2 separate regions of the Homo sapiens genome follow, and region 1 is linked to region 2. The links are chromatin contacts, found by POLR2A ChIA-PET in ENCODE. All regions are on one chromosome and are shown on one strand. Each heading gives the region's core, a stretch centred on a gene start or an enhancer-like site at or near the end of the contact. The rest is flanking DNA. Distances are from core to core; before and after follow the strand shown. Region 1 overlaps RAB5B (RAB5B, member RAS oncogene family). Region 2 holds the start of DCD (dermcidin).

Region 1 (4,010 bases), core at 583-3,082, 1.3 Mb before region 2:
CTGATGCGCCACTGTGCTCCAGCCTGGGTGACAGAGCGAGACTCCGTCTCAAAAAATAAAAGGCGGGCACAGTGGCTCACGCCTGTAATCCCAGCACTTTGGGAGGCAAAGGCAGGCAGATCAGGAGGTCAGGAGTTTGAGACAAGCCTGGCAAACATGGTGAAACCCCGTCTCTACTAAAAATACAAAAATTAGCTGGGCGTGGTGGCGCGTGCCTGTAGTCCCAGCTACTTGGGAGGTTGAGGCAGGTGAACTGCTTGAACTTGTGAGGTGGAGGTTGCAGTGAGCTGAGATTGCACCACTGTACTCCAGCCTGGCGACAGAGCAACAGCGAGACTCAGTCTAAAAAAAAAAAAAAAAAATTAGCCGGGTGTGGTTGGTGGCCGGCATTTGTAATCCTACTCGGGAGGCTGAGGCAGAACTGCTTAAACCCGGGAGGCGGAGGTTGCAGTGAGCCGAGATCGTGCCACCACACTCCAGCCTGGGTAACAGAGCAAGACTCCACCTGGGGTGGGTAGGGGGGAGATCGGGGGCAGGGAAGAAGCCACAATATGAAAGTGGTACAGAGAAAGAAAAAGAGAAAAAACAGGCCTGGCAGAGCGGCCCATGCCTGTAATCCCAGGGGTTTGGGAGATAAAAGGGGAAGCCTTGCTTGAGGTGAGGAGTTTGAGACCAGCCTAGGCAACATAGCGAGACTGAGTCTCTAGAAAACATTTAAAAAAATTAGCTGGGCATGGTGGTATGTGCCTGTAATCCCAGCTACTCCAGAGGCTGTGGTGGGAGAATCACTGGAGCCCAGGAGTTGAAGGTTGTAGTGAGCTGATTACACCACTGCACTCCAGCCTGGGCGACAGAACAAGACGCTATCTCTGGAAAAAAAAAAAAAAAAAAAAGGAGACATAACTAAAGGGTAAAGAGGAAGTTAGCAAAAGAATGAGAGGTGAGAACTCAAGGTCCCAAAGTAGACTAGATTAATACAGAGGAACATGACAATTACTTTGATTCTACTGGGTATTCTGTAGTCCCCTTGGTCAGTCAGTCTTAAAAATTCAGATATACATGTACCATTTTATGATTAAGTTTTCAATGGCCTATGACGAAAGGATCAAAATAAAGATGATACAGCAAATTTTTCATAAAGCTAAATTTATTCAATTTAAATGAGTATCTTTAATTATAACATTTTAAAATTTATTTTCCATTTTTAGAGAGAGTCTCACTCTGGTGTTTGAGAGGTCAGGAGTTTGAGACCAGCCTGGCCAACATATAGTGAAACCCCGTCTCTACTAAAAAATACAAAAATTAGCTGGGTGTAGCGCCACATGCCTGTAGTCCCAGCTACTTGGGAAGCTGAGGCAGGAGAATCGCTTGAACCCAGAGGGCGGAGGTTGCAGTGAGCTGAGATTATGCCACTGTACTCCAGCCTGGGCAACAGAGCAAGACTCCGTCTCTCAAAATAAAAAATAAATAAAAGAGAAGACAGGTGACACCATAATAAAAAAAAAAGGACAGATGATAAGCTGATCAAGTTTCCTTCAGGTGACATATATATGCTATACTCTCAAGAAACAATAGAAAAAGTTACTGGTTTTTTCAACTTACTCCCTTACATTTTTATGTATTTCAAAGCATGTGATCCAAGGGGTAGAATATTAAGCCTCAATGTTACTACTCTACAATAAAGGAAAATGTGGGAGTTAGAATGGACTGAATTCTCATGGCTAAACATATCACTTGAGCTCTGGGGGAGTGTAAAGACAGGAAACAATTGCAGACACGCTTGAGTTGCAAAGTCTCTGTCACTAACTCTCAGAGATGGGAAGTCAAGCCAGAGCCCAGATGTGGTCAGCAAGCTTTCTTGCTACTAAGCAACCTTGGATTCTCAGAGATCAGTAACTACTGACTTAGAAAAGACTACCTCGTACCCTAATATGTAGCCTTAAGAGTATGTTCTGGCTGCACATCATGGTTCACGCCTGTAATACCAGCATTTTGGGAGGCCAAGGCAGGAGGATCACTTGAGCCCAGGAGTTTGAGACCAGCCTGGGCAACATAGTGAGATCCCACCTCTGAAAAAGAAAGAATATGTCCTGCCTTCCTCCCTGTTCACAGCAATTGTTGAGCCACCTCTAAGCTTTGATCTTTAATCTTATCATGTTTATAAGGGTATCATTTAAAAAATATAATAGCTAGACTCTCAAAAATTCTGTGGTACAGAAATGAAATAATACATATAAGATTCAATTATTTATTTTCTATTCTCATTTTTTCCCACAAAAATACTAATTTTTTTTTTTTTTTTTGGTAAACCAGTCAAGTGGTATGATGATTATTACCTTCAAACCCGAGACAAAAAAAAGGGAGATGGGGCAGGTTTCTCTTCCTTTCAACCTTTTTAGCTCAGAAGAGAAGAAATCAGATTTAACTTCCCTTAGAAGTGCAGCTCTGCCGGGTGCAGTGACTCATGCCTGAAATCCCAGCACTTTGGGAGGCTGAGGTGGGCGGATCACCTAAGGTCAGGAATTCAACACCAGTCTGGCGAACATGGTGAAACCCCGTCTCTATTAAAAACACAAAAATTAGCCAGGTGTGGTGGCTGACACCTGTAATCTCAGCTACTTGGGAGGCTGAAGCAGGAGAATTGCTTGAACCTGGGAGGCAGAGGCTGCAGTGGGTCGAGACTTTGCCACTGCACTCCAGCCTGGGTGACAGAGCAAGACTCCATCAAAAAAAAAAAAAAAGAAGTACGGCTCTACAAGAATGACTTATAAAATGACCCATTAACTAGGGAGGATTGAGGCCTGACCATGGGTTAGCCCACTAGATGCAGGAGACCCATGGAGGATGTTCTTTAATGTGGGCAACTCTCCCAAGCAGTGCAGCAAAGTAGGCATAACAGTAAAAGTGTCTTAGCAGTCCCAGCTAGAGTAAGACTCCATTCCTCAAGCCCCCTTCCACTTGTTAGCTTTGAGTCCCTAAACCAAATACATATGAAGTCTCCAGAAGTCTATCACCTATCAACAGAGACAGAGTTCTCGGTATATATAGCCACTGGAGTCCAACCCAGTACCAGTTGTCAGCCTTAAGGTCAGTCAGGCAGATCAGAGCCAGTCTAGAGGTCATTTAGTCCAGTCTCTATATTTTATAGGTGAGGAAACCGAGACACATACAATTAGTCAATTTGGGCTAGGCGTGGTGGCTTACACCTGTAATCCTAGCACTTTGGGAGGGCGAGATGGGCAGATCACCTGAGGTCAGGAGTTTGAGACCAGCCTGGCCAACGTGGTGAAAACCTGTCTCTACTAAAAATACAAAAATTAGCTGGGTGTGGTGGTGCGTGCCTGTAATCCCAGCTACTCAGGAGGCTGAGGCACGAGAATTGCTTGAACCTGGGAGGCAGAGGTAGCAGTGAGCCGAGATCACACGACTGCACTCCAGCCTGGACAACAGAGCGATTCCGTCTCAAAAATAAATAAATAGCCCCATCCCTTCCCCGGCTCCCCCGGTGTCCGCCATGGCCAAAGCCTACGACCACCTCTTCAAGTTGCTGCTGATCGGGGACTCGGGGGTGGGCAAGACTTGTCTGATCATTCGCTTTGCAGAGGACAACTTCAACAACACTTACATCTCCACCATCGGAATTGATTTCAAGATCCGCACTGTGGATATAGAGGGGAAGAAGATCAAACTACAAGTCTGGGACACAGCTGGCCAAGAGCGGTTCAAGACAATAACTACTGCCTACTACCGTGGAGCCATGGGCATTATCCTAGCATACGACATCACGGATGAGAAATCTTTCGAGAATATTCAGAACTGGATGAAAAGCATCATGGAGAATGCCTCAGCTGGGGTGGAGCACCTCTTGCTAGGGAACAAATGTGACATGGAGGCCAAGAGGAAGGTGCAGAAGGAGCAGGCCGATAAGTTGGCTCGAGAGCATGGAATCCGATTTTTCGAAACTAGTGCTAAATCCAGTATGAATGTGGATGAGGCTTTTAGTTCCCTGG
Region 2 (4,063 bases), core at 1,394-3,893:
TCAGTGAACATAAAAAATGGCAAGGCCCCCAGGCAGAGGCTTCTGAGCCAGAGCCCTGGGATTGACAAAGAGGCAGAACTTCATAGACCCCGGTGTCCTTGTACATAGGGGGCCAAGAGGAGGAAAAATGTAAAATTACTCTCAGATCTCTATTTAGATAACTGGGTGAATGTCAATACTGTTAATCAGAATGGAAAATGGTGCAGGAGGAGGAGCAGGTGATGGGGAAGATGTGGGGAACGTAGGTGAGGCCAGTTGCAACCCCTAGGGTTCATCAGTGCATTACTGCCCATCCATTAGTGGATATTAGTGTTCAGGAGAGAGGTCTGGGCCGGAATGAAGATGTGGGAGCCAGGAAGTGTGACTCCAAGAATGAGTCACACAGGAGAGTTTGTAAGAGGAGAGAAGAAAAAGGCTAAGAATAGAACACTGGAGAATATCAAAGGGGCAGGCAAGGTGAGTCAAAGTGGGACTGAAGGGTGGCCCAAAAAAGGAGAGAAAGAAAGAAAACCCCAGCACCTCAAAAGATGAGTGGCTCTAACAGTGTCAGAGCCCACCGAGATCAGATAAGATAAAGGCTGAAAAGTGGCGACTGTATCCGAGTACCTTGGCAAGGATGTATCTCGGTTCCAGGGATGGTGGTGCAAACATTACAGGGTGATAAGAACATAAAGCAAAACACGGATGTTGAGGCCAAAAAAAAAATGGAGTTGTTTTCAAAAAGCTTGGTTGCAGAAGGATTGGAAAGAAGCTAGATAGGGAGAGTATAAAGGGAACATTTTGCTTATTTTTAAGATGTCTGTATGTTGAAGGAAAAAAGCCAAGAAAGTCTCACAATGAACCACACAACAGGAGAGATGGTGAGAGCTCAGATGGACTGAGTTCCCATGGAGGTGAGAGGTAGACATCCAGAGAACAGGGAAGAGCCCCAGAAAGTTGACCCAGAAAGTGGATCTGAGCTATTCCTGTTCGAATTTCACAAGTACCCTGGGTCACACTGTGGAGATGAGAGTCAGAGAGATTATGTGACATGCCAAAATCATTCAGCCTCTAAGTGGTGGAGCACAACTTTGCTTCAATCCCATAGGCTAGGAAGAGCATGCTTTGTCTACCAGGACAGAGTCCCCTGCTACCATCAATTGTCCCTTCATCTGTCTGAGATCCTTGCCTACTGTGTATCCCCTCAAGGCAAGACCACAGTCTACTCATCTTTATCTGTCTGGGTCCAACACGGTGTCTGGCACAGACAGAGCACCTCAGGAAACAAATCTCAGTCCATTTTCACCAAGGTCCCAGGAACAGGGCAAGGGCAGGCTCCACTCCGTGGAGAGAAGACATCTCAAGGAAGTAACTGGCTTTGTGAGGAGCAGAAACTAAGGTTCCAAGTTATCCTCAGCTCCCCAGCTTGGGTCTGGAATAGATGGAGGAGGGAGCTGACCAGTTTTGACACATGTATTCCTCACACGAAACCTGTAGGATTAAAATGATCATTTCTCACCATCAAATGCAAAACAGCTGAAGTGGAACACAAGAGCTGGAGTCAATAATACTGTATTGAATTTGGGATTTTTGCTGGAAGAGCAGATTTTGGGTGCTCTTACACATACACACACACACACACACACACATACAGAGAGACACACACACAAAAGGCTAATTATGTAAAATCATGGATGTGTTCATTTGCTTGATTATAGTAACCATTTCACTAAATACATGTATATCAAAACTTCATGTTACACCTTAAATATTACCATAAAATAAAAGAAGAAAGAAAAACAATTGAAGTGGGGCAGGTAAATTGCCTCTCTGAAGGCCACACAGCTAGTAAACAACAAAATCGAGTCATAAACCCACATCTCCAGGACTTTCTGCCATTTCGAAGAAAACACAAGTCCGCAGGAAGGGATTCTGAGGCAGAGAGAAGCACCTTTGGATTCTCCACTTCTCTGGATTATCCACACCACTGGCCTCCCTCCCCTATATGAAGGGCAAACTGGGAACTGACTTCATATTCTGGTTAACTTACCAGGAGAATTTTCTGGGGTAGAGGATCATTAGCTGGGACTGAAGACACCCTGGTCAGGGCCTACTGAGGCTGGGAAGCTCTGGTTACCACATGGAGACCCCTAGAGAGGACATCAGCCTCTCTGGACCTTAGTCAGGTGGGATCCCCAAATGCTGTGAGGGCAGCCCCCTAGGGTGGGCTTAACCCACTCAAGGGAAGCCTCAGCCACCCCCACTCTCTCCTAAGGAGGCTGGATCTGACATCTTGGGCCCCCCTTCTGTTTCCAGGTGGAAGGAGAGCCTTCTGGGCACAGCCCTCCTGCCAGGGCCCTCTCCAGAAACCTCTCACAGTCTTCCCCAGGACCCCAGATGCAATCAGAGATGGGAGCCCAGGGACAAGCGAGATGGGAAGGGGAGAGGCAGGAAAAGGATGCCAGTCAGGACAGTGCCAACTCCAGAGCTGCTGTCCAGGACCTACCTGCAGGGAAGGCGGGCACCAGCCAGCCCCAGCCAGCCTTTGTTGACTTAACAGGTGGCTCTGAGGTGGGAGAAGAGGAGGAGGAGAACACACCACTGGAAGACTGGTTCCCATTGGTCCCTGTCATGCTTAAAAAAAGGCCCAGAGAGGCAGTCTTGACACCCTAGATCCCAAGATCTCCAAGGATTTGGTGGCATACCCACTCCAGCACACAGAAGCATGAGGTTCATGACTCTCCTCTTCCTGACAGCTCTGGCAGGAGCCCTGGTCTGTGCCTGTGAGTATGGCTCTTCCCCGACACCCAACCATATAGTCCCCTGAAGACTGGGCCCTGCCTTCATTTCCCCTTCCCCTCCTCGCCAGAGGCAGTTCACCCAAGTCTGTCTCTGTAGCCCACTCCTGCCTCCCACTAGGTTCTCCACACAGGGACTCTATGGTCAGAGGAAGCCAGGAGCCCTGTGGCCCCAGCCTGGCTCTCCATTGCCTCTCCTCTCAGTCTGTGATTGGCCCACTCTGCTCCAACCACTCTGGCATTCTTTTTCCCCTCAATGAACCAAGCCATTTCCCACTGCCAAGACTTTTGCACATCCTCTTGTCTTTTCCCCTGCCCATTATTTCACCCACCCACGTCAACCTCCTTCCTACTCAATTTCCAAGTGTCCGCCCTGCTAGCTCTCTGTGTCCATGTATTTCCTCACAGCAGGCTTGCTGAAGCCCCAGAATCATTTTGGCCCCTATTTTGCATTTTCTTGCCTCCTGTATTTTTCCTTCCTAGCACTATCACAAATGTAATTAAATAATTGTTTATGTAATTATGTTAATTCCTCCAAATCCCCCATTGACTGTCAGCTTCCCCGAGCAATTACACTGTCTGTCTTCCTCACAGCTGTATCTCTAGCCTCTAACACCATGTCTGGTGCATAATGCGTGCTTCATTCATGCTTTTGGAAGAATAAAGAAATGGAGGGAAGGTCCTTCTGAGGTCATTCTATCAGGTGACAATCAGAACAACTCCTGCCCTGTCACTAGAGCAGGTGCTGTGGTCATGCCCTCGTGGTCATGCCCCTTCAACTTTCATTATGAAACTTGGACATCTAAGACATAGAAGAGAGTCAGAGAATGATTCCATTTCCATAGGGATGTTCTGAGTAGCCTAGGTCTAGGGAGGATAACAGAGAGAGGGATTTGGTTGAGATACCAAAAAGCATTTCTAGTGGGCCCCTTGTGAAGCAGAGATTTCTCTCCTGTCTGTCCACTGCCACACTCCTGAGATTAGAGGCCTGGGAATTCTAGGCAGCCCTGGCTGGATACAGCTCATGCAACTGTGCCCTACTTGACATGGTCACTGTTCCCTCCTTTGCAGATGATCCAGAGGCCGCCTCTGCCCCAGGATCGGGGAACCGTGAGTCCTTTCTCTTCCTCCTGCCCCAGTCCTGGGTGGGAGGGTTAATGACTTGGGATATGAGTGGAGGAAGTCAGAGAAGCAGAAGGGGGGTCCGGGGAAGGAGAGTTGGGAGGCCGACTTTTAGGAGACATGGAGAAGGGAGACTTCCTGAGAGACTCATGCACTGGAGAAGG

What was found. ChIA-PET counts read pairs that join two places held with the same protein, here RNA polymerase II (POLR2A).
Region 1: POLR2A ChIA-PET joins it to region 2 with 10 read pairs in activated T-cell. The contact joins the enhancer-like site here to the promoter of DCD in region 2. POLR2A ChIA-PET finds 5 or more read pairs at or near these places in 2 of 52 experiments (GM12878 and activated T-cell).

What each region holds. Positions count from the first base shown.
Region 1 is chr12:55,980,538-55,984,547 of GRCh38, reverse strand. All of the region lies in intron 1 of RAB5B (RAB5B, member RAS oncogene family), which reads right to left. It also overlaps the pseudogene LOC100131294. Among named protein-coding and RNA genes, the nearest start is that of RAB5B, 8.5 kb to the right of the region's middle. Within about 2 kb of position 1,832, at least 5 of the 41 ENCODE cell types and tissues checked have a DNase peak (open chromatin) inside an H3K27ac peak, as active enhancers do; they include GM12878, where a contact is called at or near this core.
Region 2 is chr12:54,646,945-54,651,007 of GRCh38, reverse strand. It overlaps DCD (dermcidin), which reads left to right and starts at 2,643. Exons shown (of 5, transcript NM_053283.4): 1 at 2,643-2,762; 2 at 3,849-3,887. The coding sequence starts at 2,705.